2 separate regions of the Mus musculus genome follow, and region 1 is linked to region 2. The links are chromatin loops, found by intact Hi-C in ENCODE. Cell type or tissue: left cerebral cortex. All regions are shown on one strand. Each heading gives the region's core, and the rest is flanking DNA. Links, peaks and the distances in the headings are about the cores only.

Region 1 (15,668 bases), core at 8,877-11,376, 130 kb after region 2:
GATGGAGCATGAAGCAAATTAATATTATTAATTTATTAAGTGGGGTGACCTGGTTTCAGAAAGTCAAAAATTGTGCTCTCCTGACACTACTGGAACCCAGAATCCTAAGTTCCCCCTCCTCTGTCTCTCTGTCTCTGTCTCTGTCTCTGTCTCTGTCTCTCTCTGTCTCTGTCTGTCTCTGTCTCTGTTTCTCTCTGTCTCTCTCTGTCTCTCTCTGTCTCTCTCTGTCTCTCTCTGTCTCTCTGTCTCTCTCTCTCTCTCTCTCTCTCTCCCTCTCTCTCTCTCTCGGATCCCTGACTGGCCTGGAACTCACTGTGTATACTAGGTTAGCCTTGAACTACAAGGATTTTTTGGTGTCTACCTCTTGAATACTGAGGTAAAGCCATGTACCACACCCAAACAGAGTCCTGTTTGCATATTTGTTTTGGTTTGTTTTTTTGCTGTTTCTCTAATTTTTTTTTTAGACATAGTCTCATTTTGTAGCCTAGGCTGGCTGGCCTGGAACCCACAGAGATCAACCTACTGCCCCCTTCTAAGTGTCTTCCAAGCGCTAAGATTAAAGTTGTGCTCCACCACATCAGCCCAGCCAGGATTCTGAGTTTTAATGTCTATGTGAATATAAATAAAGGGATTGAAACTGGGGGTTGTTTCATGGCACTAGACTGGAGGCCAAGTGAGGAGAACAAGAGGTGGAGAGGAGGTGTGTCAAAATGCCAATGCCACATGTAAATCTCCATAGCGAGAGAGGCTACCGGAGGTGGGAGGTGGCAGGGTACAAGGAAGAGAAGAGGGACGGAGATGAAGGGGAGGAAACAATTAAAGATGTGTTTGTTTGAAAAATGATCTCATAATTAAAGTTAATTATTTGTGATCTTAAAAAAAAAGTAGCCAGTAATTATGCATCTGTAATCTTACACTCAGGAGGCTGAGGCAGGAGAATTCCCACAAGTTTGAGGCCAGCCTAGGCCATATAGCAATACCCTTTCTCAAAGGTCTTTTTACAAGGAATGAAATAAGAAAAAGAGAGATGAGGCAGAGGAAGAGACGGGGGAAGAAGGAAGGAAGACAGGTGGGGGGGATTGGACAAAGAACTTAATAAAACTTCTGCTGTTGGCACATATACATGAGCACCTAGGAGTCGATCAAGGAGCAACTGTCTCGAAATATTTGAAGCGTTTTAGAACAGGGATGAGAACACTGGGTGTGATGGTGCAGGCCTGCAGTCCCTGCACCCAGGAAGCAGAGGCAGGAGGATGAGTGCAAATCTGCAGCCCAGCCAGGGATACATAGTGAATAACAGCCCGTATTGAACAAATAACAAACAAACAGAACCGCCACCAAACAACAACAACAACAACAACAAAGGGGATAGGAAAAGTAATAATGGTATACCCATCAAAGTACATAATTAGCTGTGTCATATGGAGGATTAATAATCTTTCCTGGGCAGATGTTCATTTTTATTAAGCATTTAAAGAACACCAGTCAGTGTTTCAATTAGCATTCTACACTTGTAGAGGTTTCCTGTTGGAGGTCATTAAAGTGGAAGCACGGTTGGCCATAGCTGACAGACAGACTGTGGCACAGAAACTGCGACTTGCAAAGCTTTCTGGACACAGGGTCTCCTGCATATGCAGCCCAAGCATGCCTTGGTTTTCAACCCTCCCACTCCAGCTTTCCAAGTGCTGGGATTACCGGCATGCACCAGCATACCTGGCCAGTGGAATTCTCTTTGTTAGGGAAGAATAGCTACAATGAGGGCTGGAGAGATAGGTTAAGAATGAATCATGCTCTGGGACAGAACGGGACATCGGGTCATAACCACCTGAAACTCCAGACTCAGAGGATACTGCACCCTCTTCTTGCCTCCTCTGACACTTGCACATACACTCACGAGAACACACCCACCTGGACATGTACACACACCTAATTCCAAATGAATGAATGAATAGATGAAATAATTTAAAATTTTATGATACCAAAAATGGCATTTAGGATGCCCTAAGGATAGTGTCAGATGCAGTGATGATGATGGTGGTGGTGATGATGGTGGTGGTGGTGATGGTGGTGGTGGTGATGATAGTGATGATGGTGGTGGTGGTGGTGGTGGTGATGGTGGTGGTGATGATGATGGTAATCGTGGTGGCACATTCAAGACGCTGTAGGATATATCTAAGGCTGTTCTCAGAGAAGCTTCCTTCAGAAGATAAGGCCTAACAGGACCTACTGGTCTGAATTTAAGCTGAGAAGCAGTGTCTTTTGGGTTGAGGAAATAGCTTTACAAGGGCCCTGGGTTCTATACAGAACCTCCCCCCCCCCCCCCGAGCAGTTCAGTGTGATTGGGTCTAGCTTGTGTTGAATGAAAGGTGAGGCAAGCTAAAAAGAAATGGGGTCAGGGAAGAGGTTATCAGGGGCTAGGTCAGGAAGGGCTTGAAGTCATACTGTGGGGTCTATGGTTGGTTTTGAAAGGAGACTCTATGGGGCTGGAACCAAATCTGAGACATCTTTGCTTCCTTGGTATCGTTTTCTTTCCTCCTGTTTAGTCAGGATCCCAGGTGCTAGTCACCAGACCAGAAAATAGGAAAAAGTTTTGGTGACCGGTGGAGTGAAAACAGCCACAGGGATTGTGGGGGGATTGCGGGCCTGGGAGGCAGGGGGGGGGGGAGGGAGCGGGAGGAAGGGAGACTGAGAAGGGTGACCTGCGGAGCTGGGATTTCTTGAGTTGGGTTGGGTTGGGTTGGGTTGGGTTGGATTCATCTTATTGAGATTAGATTAGTTTCTTTGTGTAACTGCCCTGGCTGCCCTGGAACTTGCTTTGTAGACCATGGAGGCCTCGAACTCATAAGGATCCTCCTGCCTCTACTTCCCCTACTGCTGGAATTAAAAGCATGTGCCACCAAGCTCGGCAGAGACGGATTTTTTTTTTCCTGAAGAGTAAATACTATCTGTGGGGTCCATTGCAGACTGGCTAATTCTGCAAGTGCCGTATGCTGCGGTGTTCGAGGGAGAGCCCTTGGTGATGCGCTGCCGTGGCTGGTACGACAAAGTCGTCTACAAACTTCACTACTACCACGACGGCCAGGCTGTGAGATATTTCCACTCTAGCACCAACTACACGGTGCTGCAAGCGCGAGCCAGCGACAGCGGTCACTACCAGTGCTCTGGCACCATGCGTATCCCAGTGGAGAGTGCGCCCATGTTCTCCTCCAAGGTGGCCGTGACCGTGCAAGGTGGGCGAGACGATCACAGGGAAGTTCTAGGGCTGGAATCGGAAGGGGAAAGAGGAGGCTGAACCCCGCGGGCTGCTCTATAGGTGTCCCTTCCCTATGGCGTATATCCAGGTTACTTGTTCTAGCTAGGGCTCCCACTTAGGAGCGAGGAGTTCTTGCCCTGTCTGAAGGGCGTGCTACGTCACTACGCACTACGAAGGGGACCCGTAGCTGTCCCCTTCAAGTCTAGAGAATGCCAACTGATTGACAGCTAGGATGGAACTTTTATCACCTGTCAGGATTCCGCCTCCCCTCAAACTGTCTCCATCCTTCTCCGTGGCCTCAGTTTCCCCGTCCCACTCATTCTTTCTCCTTTTCCTTCTCGTTCTCTGGGTCAAGGAGGAACCCTCTCCAGATAAGGGAAAAAGAGGGATCCGGGGCGGTGGACAGGTTGGCCCTGGTGGGGGTCCCATTGCTCTTGCGGCCTACGAGCATCAGGGCCCTGAGGCCGCCCTCCCCGCAGAGCTGTTCCAGACACCGGTGCTGAGGACGTTAAGCCCGCAGGAGGCGCGCGGCCGCGTGGTGCTGCGCTGCGAGACGCGCCTGCACCCGCAGAAGCGGGACACGCCGCTGCAGTTCGCCTTCTACAAGTACAGCCGGCCGGTGCGCCGCTTCGACTGGGGCGCCGAGTACACTGTCCCCGAGTCCGAGGTCGAGGAGCTCGAATCGTACTGGTGTGAGGCCGCCACCACCAGCCGGAGTGTACGGAAACGCAGCCCGTGGCTGCAGCTCCCTGGGCGGGGTGAGTGGCAGCTCAGCATCACGCCTGCCTCCTGCATCCCGTGGGTCATCCCGCAGTCTTCCTACCTTCCCATCTCCGCCCTCCAGCCCCTGATAGCTCCGGCCCCGCGTGGAGCAGTCACGGGTGACCAGGCGTGTTGCGTTGCAGGCCCTGTCCTGGATCTGGCGTCCACCACCGCGCCAGTCGCACAGGCTGCAGCCTTGGGGCCGGGGGACAAGCCGCTTTCCTTCCGGAAGACCCCAGTGTCCAGATCCGTTCAGTCAGTCACTTCCATCCCGAACAGCACCTTTGCAGGGCTGCAGTTCCCCGCGGGCCATGTTGCCACCGCCGGGCCACACGCCTGCGCGCCCCTGCCAGCGTCCGCGGAGCAGTCGCGCGAAGCTCTTCAGCCCAAGGTGGACCTCCTGCTTCGCGAGATGCAGCTGCTCAAAGGCCTTCTGAGCCGCGTGGTCCTGGGATTAAAGGACCCACAGGCCCTCCATGAGCTTACAGAGACCCCCGAGACACCCAATTCTCACGTTACTGTGAACCCCGCAACCCCAGAGACCACTGTCATGGAGGGCCGAGTGGACAGCTAGGCTAGTGTCTTCTCTCCGGGATCTCTATCTAGCTTGTGTGCAAATTGGAGCCATGGCTGTTAGTGTCCCCTCCTGTTGCTGTGGTTTTGGTTGTTGGTTTTTAAAGTCCCGTGGTGCTGTGGATTTCCACTTTACTAGATAGCTTGTAGGCGAGTTTGACCTTGCAAAATGGTTTATAAATGCGAGCATCCTCTGTGGTATGTTCCTTCTATAATCCAGAAGTAGACAGCTGTTGTTTACTAGTCCAGTGTGGGTGACTTTTTTTTTTTTTTTTGTAATTGAATCCATTAAGGTTAATGAGCACTTTAAAACAATTTAGGGTCAGGTTGTAATTATTCACAATAAATTTACTCTTTTTTTTTGTTTTGTTGGGGGGGGTTCGAGACAGGTTTCTCTGTATAGCCCTGCCTGACTGTCCTGGAACTCATTGTAGACCAGGCTGGCCTCGAACTAAGAAATCCACCTGCCTCTGCCTCCCAAGTGCTGGGATTAAAGGCGTGTGCCACCACGCCCGGCTTATGAATTTACTCTTATATTAAAACAACTTTCAAAATCCTATTAACTAATGAGTTTATATCTTCAAAATCCCGAGTATGATTTCAATTGTAGTAAAGATTTTAGTGTGGGCTTCTCCCTTCTGGCTTTAAGGGTCAGATCCAGTGCTAGACTCTCCCCAAAGGTACCCTTTGTCCCCATGTGACCCGACAGAGCCACTCCGGAGCAGCTGAGCAGCTGCCATGCTAACCTTAGTGGAACTAACTTTACTCTATGTCGGGATCATATCCTCCTCACTTAAGCTTCACAGTAAAGGCTGAGAACTGGTAGCAACTCTACCCTTCCATCCTTCAACCTGCTTCAGTAGCACGTGAGGTCCCATTTCCCTCTGAGCAATTAACCACAACTGACATGTCTTTACATTGTGTGTGTGTGTGTGTGTGTGTGAGATCAAGCGTACCCACTTCCCTTGTGGAAGTCAGAGGACACTTGGCTAATTCTGAGGACGGATGTTCAGATCACAGGATTAGTTACCTGATCTACGGTGTCCTTGAGGTTCCAATTCCCAGCTCTCTAATGCAGGCTCTTCCAGGGCAGCCTTTCCAGTGTCCAGGCTCTTTTTGCCTTCTGACTTTGTTCTCCTAAGTTGTTTGCTATTCTTGATCTAGACAGGAAGCAGCTACCATCAGTGCCAAGAAGCTTAATAATCAAAATACCCATCATTCAATAACAATAATAATAATAATAATGACAATGATGATGTTGATAACAACTATATATAATTTTTAATGTTCTGGGCATGGAGGTGCATACCTTAAATCCCAGGGAGGCAGAAGCAGTCAGATCTCAGTGAGTTCAAACCCAGCCTAGTGTACATAGTGAGACCTTGTCTCAAAACAAACAAAACAAAGGAGGGAAGGAGGGAAGGAGGGAAGGAAGGAAGGAAGGGAGAGAGGGAGGGAGGGAGGGAGGGAGAGAGGGAGGGGGAGGGAGGGAAGGAAGGAAGGGAGGGAGAGAGAGAAAAAAAAAGAAGAGAAAGAAGAAAAAAACACCACCACAACAAATTAAATGAGTTGACCAGAGGCCAGCGTGCCAGCCTTTCCCTCAGTATACTTTGTTGGCAACCTCAACCTTCACTTTCCCATCTTACCATCTGCCTCCATTTAGCATTAGTGATGGAGGCAGATAGTAAAGAGGAAAATTTAATCATAGCCCAATTTACTCTGTGTAGAAGAGGAAAACTATATGCTGTGTCCTTTTCCCAAAGTCTCATATGGGAGGGAAGGACAAAGATCGCTCCCTCTGGGGTCTGTGAGGCTTTCTCAGAAATGCCTGCACCAGGGAAATCTAACTTCTGTTTCCGTTCTAGCACACATTCCAGGAACAGGCCAGCTACCCCAGAGCATCCTGGAACCTATTCCCCAAACTCTGAGATGACAGATGGCTGCTGATTCCTGGAGAGGAAGCTGCTTTTTCTCTGGTCCTCTGATCACTTCTGCATCTTAAATTCAGGCCTCAGACTCTAAACCTGGCACTTTCCATATCAGATGGCAGTAGGCATGGGTCCCAAATGTATCCAATGAGATGGCACAGAGGTCTCTGTCACAGCATCTCAGCCTTACTTTGGGCTCTGTCCTTGCTCAGTGCTTCCCACCTTTGTGGAGATCCGTTATTTCACACCATACTCTGTATTACATCTTTGTTGTTGTTGTGAGAATTTAAACAAAATTCTCCAGGTTAGAGTCCGAGCACGAAGCATTAACCTACCCTCAGCCATGCTGACCTCTGCTCTTCTCCCAGCACACTGCGTCTTCCATGTTCCTGGGCCTTTGAGCAGACTCTTGCCTTCTCCTCCATGGGAGCGCTGTGTAGGCCTGAGCTTCTGAGTTCTCTGGTTACAAAATGAGGGCAATGGCAGTAACCTTAACTGGGGTAGACAAATAAATGGATTCTTTAATTATTAGAGGTGTTCAGCTAGCGGATGCCTCAGTTCTTAGGAACCCAAGACAGGAAGGTATTCCAGAAATCTCTAGAGACAACTCTGTCAGTCCCTATAAGTGAACTGTTAGACTGTTTCTAAACTTTTGCTATTTTATTTATTTATTTTCTGAGACAGGTTTTCTCTGTGTTGCCCTGGCTGTCCTGGAACTCACTTTGTAGACCAGGCTGGTCTCGAACTCAGAAATCCACTTGCCTCTGCCTCCCAGATACTGGGATTAAAGGTGTGCACCACCACACCCAGCTAAACTTTTGCTATTTTAAATTGTCCTGCAGTGAATGTCTTAATGGTTCTGGGACACACACATGCACACGCACTTGAGTGTGCATACACACACTTTGTTGTTGTTGTTTGGTTTACGATAGTATTTCTCTTTGGAACCCAATGGGCCTGGTACTCAGTATGATGCCCAGGGTTCCCTCCAGCTCCCTGGTCCTCTTGTCTCTGCCTCCGCCTCCTCAGTGCTGGGATTCATACACCACTAAACCTGCGTATTACCTCTGTCGGTTCTTATCATGAGGAATTTACCTACAGGCCTTTTGTGTTTCTGGAATTTGAAACAAGCTTGGGAGAGAGATGACCCAAAAAGAGAAAATCGGCTAAGACAACAAAATAGTCAGTTAAGATAATGACTGGTTCTCTCTCCTTCAGAAGGACTCAGAGGAACAGGGGAACCACAAGGACAGTTCCCAAGAAAAGCCCCCAGATAGAACAGCACTTAGGCTCATGGCTGGGTTTCCTCAAAGAAAGGTTTTCTTCTCTCTCTCTCTCTCTCTCTCTCTCTCTCTCTCTCTCTCTCTCTCTCTCTCTCTCTCTCTCTCTCTCTCTCTTTTTTCAAACTGTTTGCCAGGAGTTGCAACTTAGAATCTCTTCTCCATCCAGTCTTTCCTGAATACCCCAGTTAGTCTGTGTTTGATTGAGAACATGACACCCACAGCTGGCAACAGTTCTTCAGGTGAGGTGAGTCTCAGGCAAACAGAGCACAAGAACAAAAGTTTATTCTTAGTTTTTACAATTAAGCAAACCCCACTTGTGACAGGATGTAAACACTGAGATTGCACCGGAGCTGGGTCATCATTTGCGGAATCTACAACGGACACGGTTGAAGTCACAAGGATACAGAGGGGATATGGAAGGAGGGAAGATGTGTGAAGAGATTTTTGTTTTGTTTTGGCCACAACTCTTCCTCACGCCAAGGAAGTATAGGAAATCAGCTGTTTCCCCCTCAAAGCCTAATGAAAAAAGAAACCATGGAGTCAGCAGACAGGTCTGAAATGTGAAGTTGGGAGTTGCAACAGGAAGTGAACCTGATTTAGGCTTAAGGAAGCTAAAGTAATTGACTATCAGATCGAAAGGCCTCTCTGGGAATCAGCCACACCACAGAATGTTGAAGCTGGGTGGTCTTTCCTCCCCAGCTCCATGCTCCCAGACTCAAAATATATTTACAAATGCCTTGGCCATATAGCTAGGTTCTTCTCTGACTAGACCATAACTTAACTAACCTACATTCTGTCATGTGCCTGTGCTCAGGTACAGTGTGTCTGTCTTGTCACATCTTCCCAGGAGAATCTCTCTCACCCAGCACTCTCCCAGATCCTTTCTGCCTACTGGATGCCCCACCTCCTATTTCCTGTTTAGGCCATCAAATTAATTATTGACAGATGCCAAATCCATACAGACACATGATATTTTCTCTACAGCATCCTGGAACTCTGTGATGAATGCAGAGAGAAAATGTGTCTCGATTCTTTTGCAATAAGTCTCCCGGGCAGGCAGAAAAGACACCAAAACTTGGGCTTAACATCTTGATTCTTAGAGGCTGGGGGAAGATGTGCAAATGAACATCTGGAAGACAGATGCATACTCCTTAGGTCCATAAGAATGTTTACCAGAAGTAAAAATTGCCAGAATGTCCGTAAAAGTGTCCCTAGGAATTGTTGTAAATCTCCAACCCCAACAAGTCCATGCAAAGAACACACAACTCAGTTATAATATTTATAAACTGCATGCCTAGATTGGGCAGATCTACCACTACCCCACTCTATTCCCCAGCTATGAGATCTCTTGCTACTTTTGGCTCCTCCAGACCATGAGGTTCTGCTCCATCTTCCTTCCACCTCCTCTTCCTCTCTCTCTTCCTCTCTAAAACCTCCAGCCCCACCTTTCCCTTCCACTGCCCAATCACGGGCTCTAGTCTTTATTTGACCAGTTAAAATGGAACCACCTGAGTACGAAATCCACTCATTCTTGGGGCAGTCCCTCTTGAAGAAGCAGAATTAGCATCAAAATACAAACAAGACCAGGGCAACCAACAAGGAACGGCTGGCGTTTGCTATGTGCCAGGCTCAGAGAGCAGAGAGTCATCTGTCCAAACAGAATCATAGAATCCTGCTATCTACCCATTCTGTCCTTTACCTCCATCCCGCCTCCTTAGGCCGAGGTGAGAAGCAAAGGAGATAGAAATAGATGCAGACAGGAGGAGGAAAGATGGAAATGTGTGTGGGTGAGGTGGAGAGACACAGCCTTCACATTTGCTGGAGACAGCTCCTTCCCTGGATCAGAGGACAAAGGCTTACCTGTGAAAAAGATTAGATATCTCTTACCACCTAGGACTGGGATTCTAATTTATGTACTGAAACTGTGACTGTGGCCTAAGCTCATTACAGGACTGGCCCATTGGTCTTTGCATACTTTTCACACGTGTCACTCTGGGCTCTTTTATAAAGAGAGGTTGTGATTCCGTGGGTCTGGGTAGAGGCTGAGACTCTGTATGTCCGAGAAGCTCTGACGATGCCAGTGATGCTGAGTCTTGGGCCGTGCTTTGAGGAAGGCAATGTGACATGGCAACTGGGCCAGCAAGCTGAACTCTCACACTTTGAACTTCAAACACCAAAAAGAAAGAGTAAAATAGAGATGGTGGGAATCTTTACGGAGCTCAAAACCTGCCTCCCGTGAGGCCCTTTCTCCAACAAGGATCAACTCGGTAACAGCGCCACCTGCTGGGTATGTGGGGGATATTCTCATTCAACCATTTGCACAAGGTCCTACAATTAGATACAGAGCCAAAGCTATCCTAAGTCACATGGCAAGAACTTATCTCAAACTAGCAAGTCTCTTCTTTCCAAATAAAAGACATTTGAGTGGGACTCTGTTTCACAAGAAATTTATTGGTTAATTACCATTGAGCCACATCTTGCCTTTTTTTTTTTTTTTTTTTTTTTTTTTTTTTTCCGAGTCAGGGTTTCTCTGTATACCCCTGGCTGGACGTCCTGGAACTCACTTTGTAGACGAGGCTGGTCTCTAACTCAGAAATCCGCCTGCCTCTGCCTCCCGAGTGCTGGAATCAAAGGCGTGCGCCACCACGCCCCACATCTTGCCTTTTAGATACAATTGCTTAGTGAACTACCAACCTGCTTCCATAGGTCTATTTTGTAGCACATAATTCTCTTTCGTCGTTGTGCACAGAACTGTTGAAAAGCACAGGGAGGGGCTGGAGAGATGGCTCAGCGTTAAGAGCACTGAGTCTTCCACAAGACCCCCCCACATGGCACCCACATAGCAGCCCACACCAGTCTGTAACTCCAGTTTCAGGGCTTCTCATACCTGCACACAGACATAAATGCATACAAAAACAGATGGACATATAATAATAATTTTGTATATGTGGAGGTACCCAGTGTGTAAACATTCTTCTACTCTGCCAAGAGAAACTTAAAAAAAAAAATAAAAATAATATTAATAAAACCTAACGAAACCCCAAACCAGGAAGTCAAGGCAAAATTAATCTTAGCAAGCTGATGCTGCCACCTAGTGGACACTGTTCTTTTTGTTCTTGTTACTATAATATTTTATATACTTTATTTATATACTTTAGTCAACTAGTGTCTTAGTCAGGGTTTCTATTCCTGCACAAACATCATGACCAAGAAGCAAGTTGGGGAGGAAAGGGTTTATTCGGCTTACACTTCCATACTGCTGTTCATTACCAAGGAAGTCAGGCCTGGAACTCAAGCAGGTCAGGAAGCAGGAGCTGGTGCAGAGGCCATGGAGGGATGTTCTTTACTGGCTTGCTTCCCCTGGCTTGCTCAGCCTGCTCTCTTATAGAACCAAGACTACCAGCCCAGAGCTGGTCCCACCCACAAGGGGCCTTTCCACCTTGATCACTAATTGAGAAAATGCCTTACAGTTGGATCTCATGGAGGCATTTCCTCAACTGAAGCTCCTTTGTCTGTGATAACTCCATCTGTGTCAAATTGACACAAAACTAGTCTGTTCAACTAGACTACAAAATAATGGCTTGTTTGTTTGAGACATGGTTTCTCTATGTAACAGCCCTGGCTGTCCTGGAACTCACTTTGTAGATCAGGCTGACCTCAAACTCTCAGAGATCTACCTGCTTCTGCCTTTAGAGTGCTGGGACTAAAGTCATGTGCCACCATGCCTGGACCAAATAATCGATTTTATTATAATATTTTCATACATGTTTATCATTGCACTTTGCTTATATTCCTAGACCACTATTCTCCCTTGACATCTTTCCCCTCCCTGTGACTCTCTCTAAACAGTCCCTCTTCTGCTTCCATAATGGATGTGTGCATACATATATGTAACTATACACACAAATGCACATATATGCACACATATATGTATGCACATATGTATACTTTTTTCACTTCTGAGACAAAATATCTGACAGAAGTAACTTAAGAGAGGAAGAGTTTTCATTTCCTGAGACAGGGTCTCACTATGTAATCCTGGATGGTATAGGACTTGCTCTATAGCCCAGGCTGGCTTCAGATTTACACAGATGTATTTGTCTTTGTTTCCAAAGCCATTACAGGCATGCACCACCACAGCCCACAGGACCAAGGGTGTTGTCACTCAGGGTTCCTGAGAATATAGTCTGCTGTGCCTGTGCTGGGTGGCAGGAGCCAGGGAGGCAGCACTGAGTGTCCTATCCTCACTTTGCAATTGGACCAGGAAGCAGAACTCAGGCCAGAACCAGAGATGGGTATAACCTTCAAGACCTACCCTCCACTGATCCACTGCCACCTCCACGTCCTAAAGACTGTAACTGCAGCCGGGCGTGGTGGTGCACACCTTTAATCCCAGCACTCGGGAGACAGAGGCAGGCGGATTTCTGAGTTCGAGGCCAGCCTGGTCTACAAAGTGATTTCCAGGACAGCCAAGGCTACACAGAGAAACCCTGTCTCGAAAACAAAAACAAAAACAAAAAAAAGACCGTAACTGCATGTATGAGTGAATACACATCCCCCTGCATGTGAGAGAAAACATGGAACATTTCTCTCTTCTCACTGCCTTCTCTTGTTCCCCCCCATCTCCCTTTGGCCCTTTCAACCCCACCCATAGACCTCTCTGTGCTCTCATGTCATATATATGTGTGTATACATATGTGTGTATATATGTGTATATATGCATATATGTATATGTGTTTATTACACATATACATATATGCATATATTTGCATCTAAATTCTGTATATGAGGAAAATATGTGATCTCTGTCTTTCAGCGACAAGCTTCTTTTCTTAACACAATGATCTCAACTTCTATTCACTTTCCTGAGAGTGACATGCGTACAACTCCAGTGTGTCCTTACCTCACCTTTGTTCGTCACCTACTGACGGTGTGTATGCTGGCTCTCTGTCCTGGCTACTGTGGATGTGCAATGCACTCAGAGGACAAAGAAGAACACATTTGGTGCCAGGCTTGACGTTCTCTTAGCAGTTTGTGAAGAATGACATATAAAAGGGTTTGGAACCACAGAGAGGATGGACCCATAGTTGACAGACTTTCTGGGTTTTATCATTTAAAATCCTCAGAGACCGGTGGTATGGGCACAGATAGTCTTGGCTTCCTTGTTTGGTTGGGTTTTGTCGGTTTACTTTTGATAAGGACACTGAAGAACACAAGGCTTATCTGATTTCGCTTTAATCATTCAAGCAATAGATGGCAATAGATGACAGAGTCAAACTGAAGGACGCATGGCGGGGGGGGGGGTGGAAGGAACATGGCCAGTCCCCTGTGTTCTGTCTGCCTGGGAAAAGACTAGGAGAGAGTGGCCGTGTAAACCGCATTCAGCAAAACAAGACACGGAACAGAAAACATCTGCAGTGTCCCCAGTCCCGATCATCTCATGCTGTTTACCAGTCTCTTCTGGAGCTAAAACAGGAAGCGAGAGAGAGAATGACCTAAGGCTCGCTAACCCGCTTCTGCCCCGATACTTCTCAGAAGGACAGCAACACCCTGTGCTAAGTTTGCAAATGCTGGGTAGTGGTGGACAGAGATGGACGATCTGTTCAAACGTCCAAGTTGTTTCTATACAATGGGGTGCTCAACTCTGGTCAGTCACTTCTGGCCCTGGGGTTCTGTGGAGCTCAAATGTTTCCTAAAATATTGACAATGAATAGACTTCAAGGGTGGGAGATTGACATGCATTTCTGAAAAACAAAACAAAACAAAACCTCCAAAGAAATTGTTTCAGAGACATGTCTTGCTATGTGTAATAGTGAAGTCTGACCTTGAGCTTCCAGTTCAGCTTCCTAATGCTGGGATTGCAGGGGCCTGATACCATCCGAGTTTGAGTTAATAGGTGGACTTCGGGTGTGGCTGCAGCAGGATAGATGGAGATCTATTTATTCCTAATTCTCGTGGCCACTGAATATTTGGATTGCTTGGCCATTGTGATTCTTCTTATTCAACAGCTTCATTACCAAGTCCTTTCTCCCAGTGACTCCTGGTCTGGAGACCCTGCTGTCTGGTGTAGCTTGGCATTTCTTTCTCTCACTAACAAGACACGTATGGGTGAGGTAAATCTTATTACAGCCCTGTGATGGAGGTAGATAGCAGGGCAGACAGCCCAAGACCCAGACTGAGGTTTCCACCAGCTTCAAACCACACTCTTTCCAGGCAATGCTGAATCTGAGCCCACCAGTTCCGGCCACCGCCTGTCTTCCCACAAACACAGGCAAAATAACAGAAGCATCGAACCGTCATCCATTTATGGTTTGGTTCAACATTCTTATTTGGGATCTTTAGAGTATATTTCATGTGTATCTTTATGACTGTCTTAGGTCTTCCTTTTTTTTAAAAAAAAAGATTCATTTTTACTTATGTGTATGTGCCTATGTTAGTGTATGCTACACATATGTAGGTGCCTGCAGAAGTTAGAAGAGGGAGTCAGATGCCGTGAAGTTGGAGGACAGGCAGTTACCGGCCACCCAATGTGGTTGCTGTAAACTGAACTCCAGTCCTATGGAAAAGCAGTAAACACTGAGAACTCCTGAGCCATCATCTCTCCAGCCCCTGTCTGTCCTAGATCAGAAGCCCCACTAAGGACATGGCAGGCAGACATGGTGGCTTATACCTGGATTCCCAGCGCTTGGGAAGTCACAAGTTTGAGGCCAGCAGAGGCTACATAATGAGTTCTGAGGTTAGAGAAGAAGCTATGTTAAAAAAAAAAAAAACAAACCACAAAACAAACAAAAAGGGAAAAAGAAAAAGAAAACAGAAAGAACAGAACAAAATAGCAGAACTTGACATTTACTGGTACCGAACTCGATACCAGTACACCATTGGCAATTTGCTGAAAATAGAAAGAGGAACTTCACTTTGGTCTGTGATGGAGAGGTGAAGGGACAAAAGAGGGGAAATTTCTTTGCTAATTGCTCGGCAGAGAGGTGCATTTTCAACAAGTTAGTACTTACTGTTAAAGATGAAAATGAAGCAACCAAAATGTGAGAGTGTTGGGTGATGCGTGTCCTTATATGATTAGCCACATTGGATAAAATGGTGCTTTCGAAATATTCAAGCCACCTCACACTGAATGACTTGATCTCTTAGCAAAACTGCTGTTTAGTGCTTATCAAACAGCCAGGTGTCATGTTTCCATCCCTGTGACCCTAGCACTGAGGAGACTGAGGCAGTAGGACTTGGAGATCAGTTGGATCACAGTTTAACACAGCCTGTTAGTTCCCAGACAGCTAGGGTCAGCTCTGTCTCAAAAGAAATGAAGGAAAGGAGACAGAGAGGAGAGGAAGGAAGAGAGAAGCATTATCAAGATTGATAGTGTAACAATGATGCAATAAACAGATAAACAGTGTGTGTGTGTGTGTTTGTGTGTGTGTGTGTGTGTGTGTGTGTGTGTGTGTAGTTCTAAGAAGAGTGTCTTCCCCTGCCCTTAGCTGGCAGAAAGTGAGATCCCACCCAAAAACCAGCATTTCTTTCCTTGAGCTCAGAAAGTTGTTAATTCCGTTCTTTCTTTTTCCTTTCCTTTCTTTTTCTTTCTTTTTCTGGAGGGGGTGGGGATTATTTAGCAGTTTTTTTTCTTTTTTGGTTTCCTAAGACAGAGTTTCTCTGTGTAGCCTTGGCTGTCCTGGGACTCACTTCATAGACCAGGCTGGCTTTGAACTCAAGAGATCCTCCTGCCTCTGCCTCCTGAATGCTTGAGGTAACAGCCATGCCACCGCCACTACCTGGCATTATCTAGCATTTTAATGAAAGAATATTGGACAAGAGTAATTGTTAAAGTTCGATAAAAGAGAAGCTGTGGTTCAGCTCTGCACC
Region 2 (14,898 bases), core at 12,399-14,898:
CAGAATTCACCCTTAACTGCACCATCTCTCCAGCCCCTAAAGTAATCCCCCCCCTTTTTTTTCTTTTTTGTTTTTTTCAAGACAGGGTTTCTCTGTGTAGCCCTGGCTGTCCTGGAACTCACTCTGTAGACCAGGTTGGCCTCGAGCTCCTAAAGTAATTTTTTTTCAAAAGATTTTTTTTTTTTAATATAGAAAGTAATGGGCTGGAGAAATGGGTCAGTGGCTAAGAGCACTTGCTGCTCATGCAGAGGACCTAGGTTCGGATCTCAGCACCCACATGACAATTTACACCCCAACTTACACTCTGTCTCTCACTCACTCCAAGACCAGATCTGGGGTCTTTTTCTGGCTTCAACAGGCACCACACACACATGTGGCCCACATACCTACATGAAGGCAAAACCACTCGTATGCACACAATTAAAAAGAAAGAAAGCAATGGCCTTCATTATAGAATCTCCATACATGAGTACCACTCCACTGTCTTCATGGCTTCCTAACTATCCTTCCTCTGCCCCTCTCTCCCCTCCAGCTGGTTCCTTTGCTTCTCATAAGTGGAAGAATTTGAGGCAGGCACATTGAGAGAGTACAGTGCCATGCAGATTGTACTAGAAAAGGGATATGGTTCTCATATGTGATCCTATGGTTAAAAATATATATTGGAAGTTTAGTTTGTTGGCATTGATTGCTCTAATAAGTAGTTTATATTATTGCCTTGTTTGCTTGTTTGTTTTGATGGTTTTGAGATGGCGGGTGGGGGGGGGGTTGTCTTACTATGTTGCCCTGGCTGGTCTAGAACTCACGACGTAGACCAGGTTGGTCTCCATAGATCCTCCTGTCTTTGTCTCCTGAATCTTTGCATGGCTTTAGGAACTGACCTGACAGGAGGCAACAAGGAAATGAAGAAAAGACAAATACACACAGGCACATGGACACCCAGAAAGGCTGTTGTCAGGTGGACTAAACTCTTTGATGGAGAAACCACATCACCAGGCAGTTCAGTGTGTTTATTAATATATACCTGAACAGTGTGAGTAGGGTTATTGCATACAGCTGAACAAGAAGGCAGGTTTAGCGAATCTCGGTAGGAGCAGTCTCTGTAGGGGACAGCCTTCAGGCCATAAACATGCAGGCAGAGAGAGCTGTGGCGTCCATTCTCTTCACACAGTATCACTATCCACACTCAGACCTGAGGAAGGCTTTTCCATCCCTGATCTCTACTCTTCCATGGCTTCTGACATGGCTGTGTCCATGTCAACAGCCCACATTCCTTCATGGCTCCCTCCATGCCCCCCCCCCCCCATTCTTAGTCTGATTATTTTAACCACAACTACGTTTTCCCAGTTCTTCCAAACAGTGAGGACAAATTAAATCATCATAGATGCCCATTACTACGAAATCAAATACTGCTGTCGGTACTTCCTTGCCCAAGTCCCAATTCCTACTCATTGGCAGTTACTTCCAAGTCTTCTTTTCTTTTCAGTAATTTTAGATTAATAGGGGATTTGCAAAGATAATATGGAAAATTACTGCTTGTCTGCCAGCCAGCTTCCCCAGTGTTAAGATGGTACACACGATAACTTACCAAACTTCAGAAAATGTCATTGGATAACTGCTACTAATTAAGCTGTTGACTTTATTCAGGTTTGACATCCTTCCCACTGATGCACCCTTTTTCTGTTACAGAAGTCAATGCTGGATTCCATATTACACTGACATATAATGCGTCCCAAATTCCATATACTCTGTGGCAGTTTCAGTCTTTTTTTTTTTTTTTGTGATCTTAACATTTTAAAAGACAGATTACGTATTTTATAAATAGCCTTTTAATTTTGATTCGTCTGATTTTTTAAAAAGAGTTACTTGTATTTATGTGCTTTTGCGAGCATCAGCCTGAGGAGGCTAGAAGAGGATACTCTTGGAGCCACAGAGCTGCTGGTGAGCTGTCTGATGTGGGTACCGAACAGCGACCAAGAGTACTCTGAACTGCTTAGCCATGTCTGTAGCTCTCATTTGTCTGGTTTAAAACAACATTTTTATTAAGTTTGCTCTGTTATAGGACTGTTATAGTCAACACTCAGAAGCAGAGGAGAGGGTTCCTGTGGTTTTTGAGGCCAGCCTAGTCTACCTAGCAAGTTCTAGGCCAGCTGGAGCTACAGAGTGAGATTCTTTTGTTGTTGTTGTTGTTTTCAAGACAGGGTTTCTCTGTATAGCCCTGGCTGTCCTGGAACTCACTCTGTAGACCAGGCCGGCCTCGAATTCAGAAATCCGCCTGCCTCTGCCTCCCAAGTGCTGGGATTAAAGGTGTGCCCCAATGTCCGGCATTGAGATTCATTTTAAAATAAATAAATAGATAAATGAATGAATTCTTGGACAACTTCACATACATACAGAATGTATTTTGATTATTGCCTCCCACACCATCTCTTATTTTTTTAAGACATCTTTTATCTATCTTCTGAGAATTATATACATGCACAGCCTGTACCTTATTCTATTCCCTCCAAAGGCTCCCCTCCTGCTACCTTTAACAGCCCCCGACACACATCCTCCTCCAGTCTTCATGCTCCCTTCTCCCTGAGTCCACTTAGTACAGTCTGCTGGAATGTCGACTGATCGTGCTGGACTGATCTTGCTCAGGCAACCTTTTGAGGTCATGTCCAACGTCATGTTCAGAAGACAGAGTTTTGCAGCACTCCTCCTTCCTATTCTGTTCCCTATTCTCCAGCCCTTACATTCTGTCCTCTCCCTCCTCCTCAGTGTTCCCTGAATCTTGGGAGGCTGATAAAAATGTTCTGTTTAGGGCTGAACATTCAACAGTCGCATATTTTCAGCATTTTGATCATTTTTGGAGTTTCTGCACTAACTCTTGTTGCCCATTGCTAAAAGAAGCATCTCTGGCCAACGCCGATAGCTCTCAACTGTAAACACAAATATTTAGAAGGCAGTTTGATACATCCACTTAGTAAACAACAGTCGCAGTCCCCCCTAAGGCCTGTCTCCCCTACGTCCATGGGCTTTAACCAGTTTTACAGTACCAATAATGAATTTCCTGTAGAGCAGATCTCACAACTAATCTAAAACTGGCTGGTCGCCCACACTTTTGGTCATGCTGTCGTGATTGTACAATGCACACCCCCGCTTTCTTTCTTTTTTTTTTTTAAACAAAACCTATTTTAAGTGTATAGGCATGTGCATCTGTGTGTCCCTGTGGTCTTAATAACACCTCCTAGCAATATGAAAGCTAGGCAGCAAGGAGTCAATTTCTGGTCACTTCAAAATTGATTTTTTTTTTTTTTAAATTTCCCGAAGCTATAGCATATTGTGTCTTCAGCAATGGAGTCTTACCATATAGCATGGTGGGCAACCAAGATGGGTGGCAATAGCTTCTGGGGCCTCTCTGACTAATAACTCATACAGAGAGAGTCAACCCTGGCATTGAGGCTTTCATTTAATAACACATGTCTTCTCAAACCGTCACATTATAGAACTGGGTGCATCTATCAGAGGTGATGCTACTTTTAATGCTTGCCTCACGTTCCTTTTAAGAATTTTCTGACACGTCTAACATCTTTTTCCTTACATGTCTCTCCTAAGAATGCACCTTGTATTTCTTTAGTTTGAATGCAGTAACTATGTATTCTTTTTTCTTAAGTTATGGTGCCTGACATATTTTAAATGCTTAGATGACACAGAGTGAAAGGTGGCCTCTTGAAAAGACAAAGAAAGAGCACTTCTACATCAGCAGCATCCTGTGAAGAGGATAGGCTAGCTATTCCGAAACTTTAATACACATTCCACTTACCTGGGAATCCTGTAATAGGCGCGTCAGCAGGCGGGAGACACAACTCGAATTCTGAACATCTAATGAGTAGGCTGTCTCACTCTGTTACTTCTTATATCCATTTTACTAGGAAGAAAATAAGCCTCAGAAAGAGCAAATGCTTTTTCAAGAGTCAGAGTCTAGTTGGTCAATGATGGGGAATAGAGCTGTGTCTGACAAACTTTAATTAACCGATCTAAAGCTTCCCAGCCTCACAGTTATGGTCAACTTAACAGCTTTCACTCTTGTCAAAAAGACAATTTCCCCCTCCACCAAGCTTCTCTTAAACTAGAAAGTGTTTCCTTTATGATCTTCTAGAAAGAGGGTGTCATGAAGAGTTTAGGGTGTTTTTTTTTTGTTGTTGTTGTTGTTTTGGCTCGGCTATATGAAATAGCACATTCCCATAAATAGCAAATTACTTAATTAGAATTGGTGGTGGGGTTAGGCAAGGCGATAGAGAGAGAACCTCATGCTTACAAATGTTTGCTAGCATTGGTTCAGCAACGAAAGAGTTGAGATAATTGTAGTAAATTAAGGGATCTTAGGATGGGAATTATTTTATTTATTTTTTTAATTTTCTTTTTTACCAAAAGATACCAATATGAATTATTCAATTATGATGGGAAAAAAAGGAAAAAGTATTTGTCAGAAGTGGGATTCGAACCCACGCCTCCAGGGGAGACTGCGACCTGAACGCAGCGCCTTAGACCGCTCGGCCATCCTGACACATGGTAGTGTGGCTTTCATACATTTTTATAAGGGCTTTAATACCCTTAAATGGCGATGACGCCGCCATCTGTGATTTCTCCAGATAAAAAGAAACACGAACTCTCCGGGAACGTTTTTGCAAAGCAAAACAAGTGAAAGTAGCGGACAGATCTTTCTTATCTCTTACTTCCGCATCTCTTTAAACCTTCCATCATCCATCTCTTCTGGGACCTTTCGGTTTTCTTTTTATCAGAGGGGCCGAGTCAGGCCGCAGATGATCTCTTAGCGACCAGTTCTCCTCCCCACCGGTCGTTCTAAGTCGCTTATGGAACCGGTGCCGGGTGGACTTTGGGAGCTGCCTGGAGGCGCTGAGCGTTTGCGGAGCCTGGAACCGAGAACGTCAGGCGGTGAACAGGGCGAGAAGCGGAGGAAATATTTCCTTCTGGGTTGACGCCGAATTTTCTCACGGAATCCATTTTTAAATTTGCGGAAAACAGATACAAACATGCTCAGTAAATTTCTTCCTTCTATTAAAGAGACGAAACGAAAGCGGTCGCCGTGCTGCGTTGGTGGTATAGTGGTGAGCATAGCTGCCTTCCAAGCAGTTGACCCGGGTTCGATTCCCGGCCAACGCAAAGTTAAAATTTTTTTTATGCTTTCTAATGAAATCAACCCTAAATTTTCCCGTATTAGGTTCTAAAGGTATTTTCATTTCATCTCTTCTGTTTTGGGTTCTTCTGGAATCCAGGATGTTCTGTCAGAATCTCAACCTTGCACAAACAAGGCTCCGTAACTGAGACGCTCAAATTGTAGCCGTCAGTTACTAAACGTTTGAAACTGACCAGTACGTGTAAAAATCGCATTTTAAAATTTTATTTTAATTGAATTAATTAAAAATAAATAATTAATGGAGCCATTAATGAAAAAATTAAATAAAAATGTAAATGGCTACCCATTTCAGCTACTGAAGAACTTAAAGTAGGAAACAGTCATACGTGTATTTTTGATTTATATATTTTTAATGAACTCTATATAGATACTACTTGTTCTTCCTATTAAAATTTGAGTGTAAAATACATTGCCGACTTTGAAGACCAAGAAAAATAATCTAGTTAATAATTTTTTATATTAATTGCATGTTGAAATAATATTTTGGATGTATTAAATTAAATAGGAGTTATTAAACTTATCACGTCTCTCTTTGTTATTGACTAAATTTGTCCTTCGATAATTTCTCACGTGTATATAAAGGACTTGTTTACGTTCACCTGGAGCCCTCTTGCATTTCCTTCCCACTCCTGTGATTCCTCCTTCCAATCTCTTTTTCACTTTCGTGTTTTCTTGGTTTGCTTTGTGACCGGCGGATTTTAACTGGCAACCTGTTCCTTTCTGCTGTTTAAACTGGCTGTTGGAAATTAGCAGATAGATACATTTTTTTTCATGAAAGCAAAATTTTGATAACATCCAAGGACCATGAATAGCTTACAAATATCTTTCTTGAGCAGCTACTTTAGGGAGCCCATCATGGTTGTCCTCGTTAGTATAGTGGTGAGTATCCCCGCCTGTCACGCGGGAGACCGGGGTTCGATTCCCCGACGGGGAGACTAGTGAGTTTTTAATCCATTTTTTATTTTCTATATTTATATCTTTGATTGATCTTCCAATAAAAGAAGGATAATCACTTTTAAAAATAAAGCTCCGAGTTTATATTTCAAGAACCTCTCTCTAACCAAATTAGTGAAAAAGGTGCAGCAGCTATTCAGTATGCGCAGGTTCTTAACCCTACCTGTATCGAGGCTATGGCACTCTCACGCTTTTTAAAACACTGGGCATCACGACGATTCCCATCTTTGCCGCACCATAGGAAAGTGGCTGGACCAAGTTTTCAAGTCTGAATTCTTTTTCACTGCCACACTGCAATTGTGTAGATTTGGGAAACAGCCATCCCTTCTGGCGATGACAGAGAATAACAAAAATGTCCTATCTGAACCTAGCATGGAAAGAGCACTGGTCTGAAGGTCAGGACAGACCCTTTGCAGCACTAAAGTCCGGAGAAGCCAGTTCGGCGCAAGGAAGGATGTGCACTATATAGTCAAAGAATTTGAATCTCAACTCTTTGACCTCAAATTGTTCAATATTCTAAAACTCCAATTTCAGCATTTGTTTTAATCACTTCATTGTGTTAAGCTATATAACGACACCATAATTATCTTAACAAAATTATTCTGACCATTTATTTATTTCCAGTGGATTTTCCCTGTTTTCTATGGTACAGCTCTCTCCTGTCTGTCTCTGTCTGGCCCCCGCCTCTGTGTTGAGACATTATTTTTGAATGGTTCTTTTGAGTGTAAATGACTATATGTGTAAAAGAACCCCACACATAGTATATATTCATTTTGGAGAAAAAAAAAGATATTTGTTTTCCTACACTATGTATTCCTTTCAGAAAAAAATAGAGAATGAATAAATAAATAAAAGGCACCCCACCCTCATCATGAAGGAAACACCTGTTCTCATTTTGCTCAATATTTCTCTGGCATTTATTCTTCCAGTCCAGGGTCTCTTGCATGCTAGGTGAATGCCCTGTTTTGAGCCGCATCTCCAGTTCTCTCGGGTGTTTTGTGTGTGTGTCTGGGGGCGGGGGGGGGAAATGAGTGGAGCACATTTTGAATATAAAGTTGGGATAAAACTGTGCATGTTGCTTGCTATTGATAAGGCTGCGTCTTAGAGCTGCCTCTGCTTCATAGTGAAGTTGAGAGATTACAGAGACTCTGGCTTCCTCCCTCTGCTCACGCACACGTGGCCTCCCCCACTAGAAACACCTGGCACCTGACTGCCGTATTTGTTACAGCGGTGAACTATACTGACGGCATAAGCACCCACAGAACTGCTCGTTCGGTGTTGTACATTTCACGAGTTCCGATGTTAAAACCAAACCAAACCAAACCAACCAAACAAAAACACCTACATGCCTTTTTACTTAGAATTGTTCTATTTCCACAGTTATTGAATGTTAGCTTAAAACATTCCTTCAATCATTTATTTCATTATATGGCTACATTATAGTTTCTTGACTAAGTCTCTCAGTTTCGAACATTTACATTGCTTCCAGTGTTTTTCTGTCCTCTCTGGTGAGAACACTTGTTAATCTCTGCTCATTGCTTAGTCTTTCCTGGATAACGTTCTCTGGCTGTCCTAAAATACTCCTTAGCACAAGCGCAATTCAGATTCATTCTCTCTCTCTCCCCCCCCCCGCCCCCCCCCAAGTTGACTTTCCCTCCTATGACTCTCCTTTCTGGGACTTACTCCTTCAACTTTCAGCCTTTAGAATATTGTATGAAGACTTAGTATCTGTATTTGCTCTACTATATAAAAACCATTTAGAAAGACACCTAATTAATTAGGTGGTACTTAAGTCCTGGTGTACGCTGTGATTCCTGCTATGCTGGCTTTCTTCGGCAGTTTCTTTCTTTGTTGTTTTTGTTCTTTTTAACTGCTTCTTTTCTTTTCCTTTCTTCTCCCTCCTCCTTCTCTTCGATGGCTGTCACACGCAGCCTGGCAGTGGGCAGGCAGGTGCAGCACTGGAGCAATAGCTGAGAGCTTAGATCCAGATTCACAGACATAACCAGAAGAGAGCTAACTGGGAATGGCCTTTTGAAACGACCTGCAAATGACACTCCTCCCTCAACAAGGCTACATCTTCTAATCTTTTCCCAAACATTTCCACCACAATGAGCCTATGGGGCCATTCTCATTCAAACCACCACAAAATCCAAAAAGAAAAAAGAAAAAGAAAAGGTCATGTAGCAAATTATATGTGTGTGTTATATAACAAGTATATAATGCAAAAATACAAAATGTATGCATATGTAATTTCTGCATGTAAGTATCTTTGTTTGTATGAAACCTTTGAAAATGTTGACCTGTGCTTAATCTGTGTTCTTGGAAGAGGCGGCAGAAACAGACTCAAGGAGGTACTAGTGTGTGGAGGCTCCCGAAAGCTCCCGAGACCTGGGCAATACAGAAAATGGCTCATTAGACCGCAGTCCTGATGAGGACCCTTGAACGGAAGGTAGTAGACTAAGGGGAAATGTGCCTTTTGCTATTTGTTTGCAGATGTGTCATCGTTAAGTTACAAGAATTTTAAAATCCCCTGTTTTGCCTGGGTAACCAGTAGACTTCAAGACAGCTGGCATGACTAGTTTTGTTGTAAGAACCCTTAGTACTTTTGTCAGACACGCCTGGAAACGTGGTTGTTACGTTAAAAATAATGAGCTCATGGCTCAGTACTTACGCACGCACATTTGCCTACGTAAATTAACTAGGCCTGCCTGCAACGTTTCTAAACAAATCCAACTTAATTCCCAAACTCTCAGAAATCATTAGTTTTGTATTTCCCAAAGACTATTGGTTCGTTCATCCTCTTATCTCAGATTAAGCGGGTAGAACCTGGACTTGTTCCTTATCAATGTAGGAGATGGTGCCCTTTTTGTTGTTGTTGTTGTTATATTTGCGGTTAGGTTAATTTCTTTGTCAATTCCAACCACAATTCTTGGCAGATAGGCGACCAACATATTCTTTAGTAGGTGACTTGACAGCGTCCTTAAGCATCACCGGTCTCTGTGGCGCAATCGGTTAGCGCGTTCGGCTGTTAACCGAAAGGTTGGTGGTTCGAGCCCACCCAGGGACGGTGGGAATGTTTTGTACCTCGCTATCTCCCCTCCGCTGGCATAGACATAGAAAGCTGATACTCCGTAGGAGTTTGGACGTTCAGCGATACTGATCCGAAGATAACTACTTTTCTTTGTCCCCAGTCACCTTTGCCTGGCTTTCCTTCTTATTTCAGGACTCCTGAATCCGTCCCTGACTGCCGATTCTTGGAGCGTCCATATTGGACCAGGTGCCTCCACTTGCCGCACCTTACTTTCTTCTTAATCTCATCATCACCTACTGGTACCGGAAGAGGTTCCCTTTCTCAGGTCTTTAATTCTCTGCTCCAGAAGCTGCCCCAGAGTCCATCCGTAAACTCCGAACCTGATCAGCGTCTACTCCTTCAATACCTGGTGCTATCTGATCCGTCTTTTTAGCTTGGACAGCGATGTCTTTTTGTAAGTGGCCCCGAGACGGTCCCTTCTCCCTCACTGGCCCTTTTAGACCCAATAGGTCGAACGGCACCTCCTAAACTCACGGTTTGTCTTTTGAATCTTTGTCCTGGACTTGCAGCTCCTTTCTCTTTCTTGCCTAGTAAACTCCCGCTTTCACGCCCTCTCCCGAAATGAACCTCCTCTGCAGGCTTCCAGCCTCCGCTACCTGCCTGTTTTGCCCACGAGAATGAAAGGATGAGAACAACTTGGGATGCGACGGAGTTGTTCACGTGACTTTCTCAGCACCTACTGGCACATTGTAGGTGAGAAAAACAATCACAGAAGACATTTTACTACCCTGGTGTTGTGTTTTATAAAGAGTTAGGAGGGAAGGAATACGTTCGGCGGAGGTGCAGTTAGGTGTCGGGGAAGGGGGTGCCTCCGCGGGCCCATGCCGAGGCATCCCTTCCCCTTGAGGGACCAGCCACACGAAGGTATAGTATAGAATAGAGTTTATTCAGGGCGTAGGGAGGGAAGTTGAGAGGGTAGTAGAGGCAAGAGGAAGGCAGAGAGAAGGAGATAGCAGAGACGTAGAGGCCGGCCCTGAGCACGTGGAGAGAGAATGGGGGAGGGGAATGGAGAGAGGGGGGAGCGGGATGAGAGGATAGAGGAAAAGCAAGAAGGCAAGAGAGACCGGAGGGGGGTGAGCAGCCTCTTTTATAGTGAGTCAGGCATACCTGGGCTGTTGCCAGGTAACTGTGGGGCGGAGCCTAGACAAAATGCTAACACCCGGGACCCCAACTTGGTCTTGGGTTATGTATGCACACACTCTTGCTATAATGCACTAGATGGTCCGGTTCTTACATGTTAGTACTCTGGCACACTTACCTATCTCCAAACAACACTCAGAGAGTAAGCTCAGAACTCTCCCACCCCCAACCCACACTGGGCTCTAATACTCAGTCTGTGAATAATAACGTAAGTCTCCCTAGCCCTGGCAACAATCAATTTTAAATAGTTTCTAATATTCGTGTGTATTTTCAGTGTATCTGGGTATGAAGAGCAGAAGAGTGTACGCAGCTTGAATAGGTTTGGGATATATGCCAATGCCCTTAATAACCTTTTACAGACACTCTGATATTTACCATCTTATGCCTAGGCACAATAGGGAGTACATATGACAAAAATCAGATGCATTATGGGAAGGGACATAGAAACAGAAAAGCTGATTTTTATAGTCCCAGTCCCTCTTCTAATTCTTAATACGATGACTTTGGTCACCAAGTGTCTTCACTCTCTGGCCATTCCTTTCTGTGAACTTGTCGTGGACTCTTAACACATTTTTTTCCCCAATTCAGATGCAGAGCTAGCTATATTTCTTCACTTAGCTTGACACAAGTCATTTGCTATCTTTTCAAACCTCCCCCCCTACCCCCTACCCCAGTGGCCCAGAACTGACCAATGTCCTAGGCAGACACATTAAGATATTTCAATATTACATGATTTCAGACCATCCCAGCTCCGACGGAGCCTTCCCTGAACAACTCAAGCTGATGTCACAGATGCAGCTTCCTATTCATTCCCTTACTTGTAGCTTCTGGTCTAGGAAGATAGTCTTATCTCTGGTCTAAGATGGTGATGCCTCCCTGGTCTGCCCTAGACTCCTCCGTTCTTTCTTTCTCTTTTAGATTTATTGTATTTTATGTATATGAGTATTTTGCCTGTATGTGTATTGTTAGTGCCTAGGTAACTGTTACCTATCTAAGCTTGCCATTTTGTACTGTTGCTTCTCCTGTTACTAGGAAACTTTCTAATGCCAAGTTGATCACATATTTTGCCATGTTCTGTGCCCCTGGAAACCAATCAGGAGAGAAGACGGTAGAACTGCTTTGTATAGTTACCCACAATAAGCTTGAACCTGAACCTGAACCAACCACCCAGCAGCACTTCCTACACCTGTGTATGAGCTTTTATGCTATTAGCCTTTATAAGCTGACCCTGGATGGACCCCAACATAAGAGACACCTGCATCAACATAGGAAACTATTTGGAGTATGGTCTAGTAAAGTTTAAATTCCCAAGACCTCCCTGAAAACTGATATCCCACTTGGCAGAATGAGACATGTATGTGGGTAACTGGCATCCTCGTTGGCAAGTTACAAGTCCTATCCTGGTAAAGAAGTTAAGACATGAATGTTAGACAAAGCAAGTCCCCTGCCACAGCTGAATACCAACCAACGGGAGCAGGATAAGTGTACAACACAGACATGTCCCTAAGGAAGTACGATATCCCTAAATCCTAATAGGTGAAGTAACTTGGCACACAGATGTTTGTAGATTTGGGGCTTAAAAAAATCATGTAAGATCTTAACTAGGGGTCATGGTTCAGTTCCTGAATCAAGACTATGGCCCTGGTCAGCCAGTCTTGAGGCTTATGCTCAATAAGCTACCCTTGTCTGACTGAGATCGGTGTTTGTGTGGCTTGAGAGGCGATTCCTGGACCTCAGCAATATGCATACTACATTTGTGCTTGGAGCCTGGTGCCAATGGAGGTCAGAAGTGGGTACCAGATCCCTTAGAACTGGGGTTATAGATGGTTGTAAACTACTATGTGGGGTCTGGGGATTGAAACCAGAGCCTTCCCAAGAACAGCCAATGCTCTTTGATGGGTCATTTCTCTAGCTTCCTCCCTTACTCTTTGCAATAAAACAAATATTTGACATGGAGCTGGAGAGATTACTCAGTCATTAAGAGCATCTCTTGCAGAGTCATTAGGTTGGGTTCCCAGCATCCACATGGTGGCTACCAACCATCAGTAACACCAGTTCAAGGGCATCTGACTCTCTCTTCTGACCTCTGAAAACACCAGGGCCAAGTGTGATGTGTATGCATACATGAAGGCTAAAAACACTCATACACATAAAAATAAATAAATCTAAAAAAAAGTTATGGTTTCTTACATGTATACAGTATAGTTTGGTCATTCTCTGTAGGAGAAGAGGCAGGCATGACTGACAGACCACTTGGCATACTGTGCCTTTACATTAGAAGCATGGTACACCATGCCCCAGAAGTCAGAACACTGAATTGTGGGTAGCATGAGTAGCCAGTAGCTGGCCTTCAGTGGAGTTTGCACTCTCTAGGGCTTCTTTAATGTACATCTTCTGCATAGAGATCCTGGCAGTAAGCACCCTCACTGTCCAATCCGACGTAAGGTGCTAACCAATCATGCCCAATAGGCTTCCACTATACAAGTGGTTGCTCACGTGCAAAAAAAAGCAGATGCTGTTCTCTGAGACCGGCTTCAAAGTGGATTATCTCTGCACCCTCTACCTACCCGTTGGCACCCTACTCATTGGCATTGCTGTCTTGTCAGGGGATGCCCTGGTAATGACAGCAACCTTCACCCTCCGTTACCCTCTTTTATGGCCTCCCACTCCCACAGAGACCCCTCTTCTTCTGAACAAGTCCCTCTCCTGCTCTCTTTAGAGTCTTGTTTGTTTCCCACTGAGTTTAGTTGAGGTTACTTGCGTGCAAACAGGTGGTGGGTTATGACCACTTACCAGAGCTACAAGTGAAGAAAGGGACTTCCCTCCCCCAGATATTATCAACCGGCTCTGCTCAGGGAGGGGTGCTACCTCCCCTTCCCCAGCTCTTAACTGTTTACTTCATGAGTTCAGCTGCACTGCCTAGGTCCGCAGGACTTCCCACACTCTGGAGGAAATCTGGGGGTTCCCAGAAGGCAACCAGACCCGAGGAAGACACAGAAAAGCTGCTGCACTGGCTCAAGCAGCCATTCCCTTTTCGACAGAAGTTTATTTAGGAGCAATGGCTAAGCACGGAAAGGATCGCCATCGCCACCCAGAGTCCAGGCTGCTGCTTTGCTCTAATGGAATGTTTGGGGCAGAGAAAGTGTAAAATTCTGAAGAATCGCTTCTTGGGAGGGTAGCTGCGTGCGCATTGCTGTATCACTGTTGGTCCTTGAAGACCTCAGGCTTTCCCTTTCCCCTGAGATAGTCCATTGGAGAGAGACAAACAAACAAATGAACATACAACACCAAAAAACAAAACAAAACAAACAAACAAACAAACAAAAAACAGTTGGGGAAGGGGCCTTTGTATTATTTCTGCTGCTCAAAGCATGGTGACCAATGCAGCTGGTGAGGTTGCAAGCTCCCAGGGAGGCTCATGGGTTCTACACCATTGCTCTTATCATCGCATGCGATAAGAGCTCACTTGTCCTGAGGTTCCTTGCTCCATTGAATCTTGGGTTCCTCATAGTCAGCCACAGGACTTTGAAGACCCCTCCGCACAGAGAAATACAGCACTGTGTCTATTGCAAACAAGAGTCCTATCAGCAGGCAGAATGTGATTTGATGCCACGGTGGAAACATGGATGGAGACCCTGGATCTAGGAAGAGAATTGAGAGACAAGAAAGATGGCTGTCATTAAGGCAGGGGTTTGGAGGAAACAGAGAGATCAACACCATCAGATTGCCTCTGACACCCGCTGGGAACCAGGTCCAGGGAATAGAAGGGAGAGCCTGGGAGAATTCTTTGCTCCTCCTCTCACCGATTTCCCACCTCAGTGCAACCTGAGAGGAGCTCAGAAGCTCAGATGCTTAGTCACAACTCCTGCTTGTTTGATGGTGATGCCACAGAGAGGGACTGGCAAGGTATGTTGTCTACAGGAGTCATATGACAGCTGTGCGGTTCTCTCTCTCTCTCTCTCTCTCTCTCTCTCTCTCTCTCTCTCTCTCTCTTTTTAAAAACAGGGTCTCATTATGTAGCTCTGGCTGGTCTGGAACTCACTGTGTAAAGCAGATTGTCTTCCAACTCAAAGATCCACTGCCTCTGCCTCCTGACTGCTACTATTAAAGATGTGGACTATCGCTGGGCGTGGTGGCGCACGCCTTTGATCCCAGCACTTGGGAGGCAGAGGCAGGTGGATTTCTGAGTTCGAGGCCAGCCTGGTCTACAAAATGAGTTCCAGGACAGCCAGGGCTATACACAGAAACCCTGTCTCGAAAAACCAAAAAAAAAAAAAAAAAAAAAAAAAAAAAAGATGTGGACTATCTCAGGGAAAAGGGAAAGCCTGGGGTTTTCAGGACCAACAGTGAAGCAGCAGGGAGCACACAGCTGTCCTCCCAAGAAACAACGTTTCAGTCCAGCTCAATATAGATATTTTTAATTTAACCATTTTTGTTTTGATTTTATGTGTATGGGCATTTTGCCCACATTATATTGGTGCACTAGCTTCATGCCTGGTGCCCACAGAGGCCA

Evidence for each region. A loop is a pair of places that touch in the nucleus more often than their neighbours do. Peaks named below come from ENCODE experiments on the same cell type or tissue, not always from the same donor. Only the 100,000 strongest peaks of a DNase experiment are listed, where the experiment ranks them.
Region 1: a loop joins it to region 2, with 4 times the contacts of the local background. A loop is called at or near these places in 2 of 42 quality-filtered maps.

The regions. Positions count from the first base shown.
Region 1 is chr1:170,896,194-170,911,861 of GRCm38, reverse strand. Fcrlb (Fc receptor-like B) reads left to right here. Exons shown (of 6, transcript NM_001029984.2): 4 at 2,964-3,230; 5 at 3,733-4,011; 6 at 4,159-4,589. The coding sequence ends at 4,589. Among named protein-coding and RNA genes, the nearest start is that of Fcrlb, 8.9 kb to the left of the region's middle. In left cerebral cortex, for the core only: CTCF peaks have their summits at 10,092 (motif pointing left) and 10,885 (motif pointing left); DNase peaks (open chromatin) are centred at 9,576, 10,079, 10,498 and 10,897.
Region 2 is chr1:171,028,265-171,043,162 of GRCm38, reverse strand. It overlaps Fcgr4 (Fc receptor, IgG, low affinity IV), which reads right to left. Exons shown (of 5, transcript NM_144559.2): 5 at 13,402-14,026. The coding sequence ends at 13,848. It overlaps Gm35090 (a long non-coding RNA gene), which reads left to right and starts at 9,145. Exons shown (of 3, transcript XR_373703.2): 1 at 9,145-9,431; 2 at 9,532-9,639; 3 at 9,824-9,933. It overlaps n-TNgtt6 (a tRNA gene), which reads left to right and starts at 9,148; the gene lies at 9,148-9,221. It overlaps n-TDgtc4 (a tRNA gene), which reads left to right and starts at 6,063; the gene lies at 6,063-6,134. It also overlaps n-TGtcc2 and n-TLcag3. In left cerebral cortex, for the core only: a CTCF peak has its summit at 13,478; no DNase peak of the experiment used is centred there.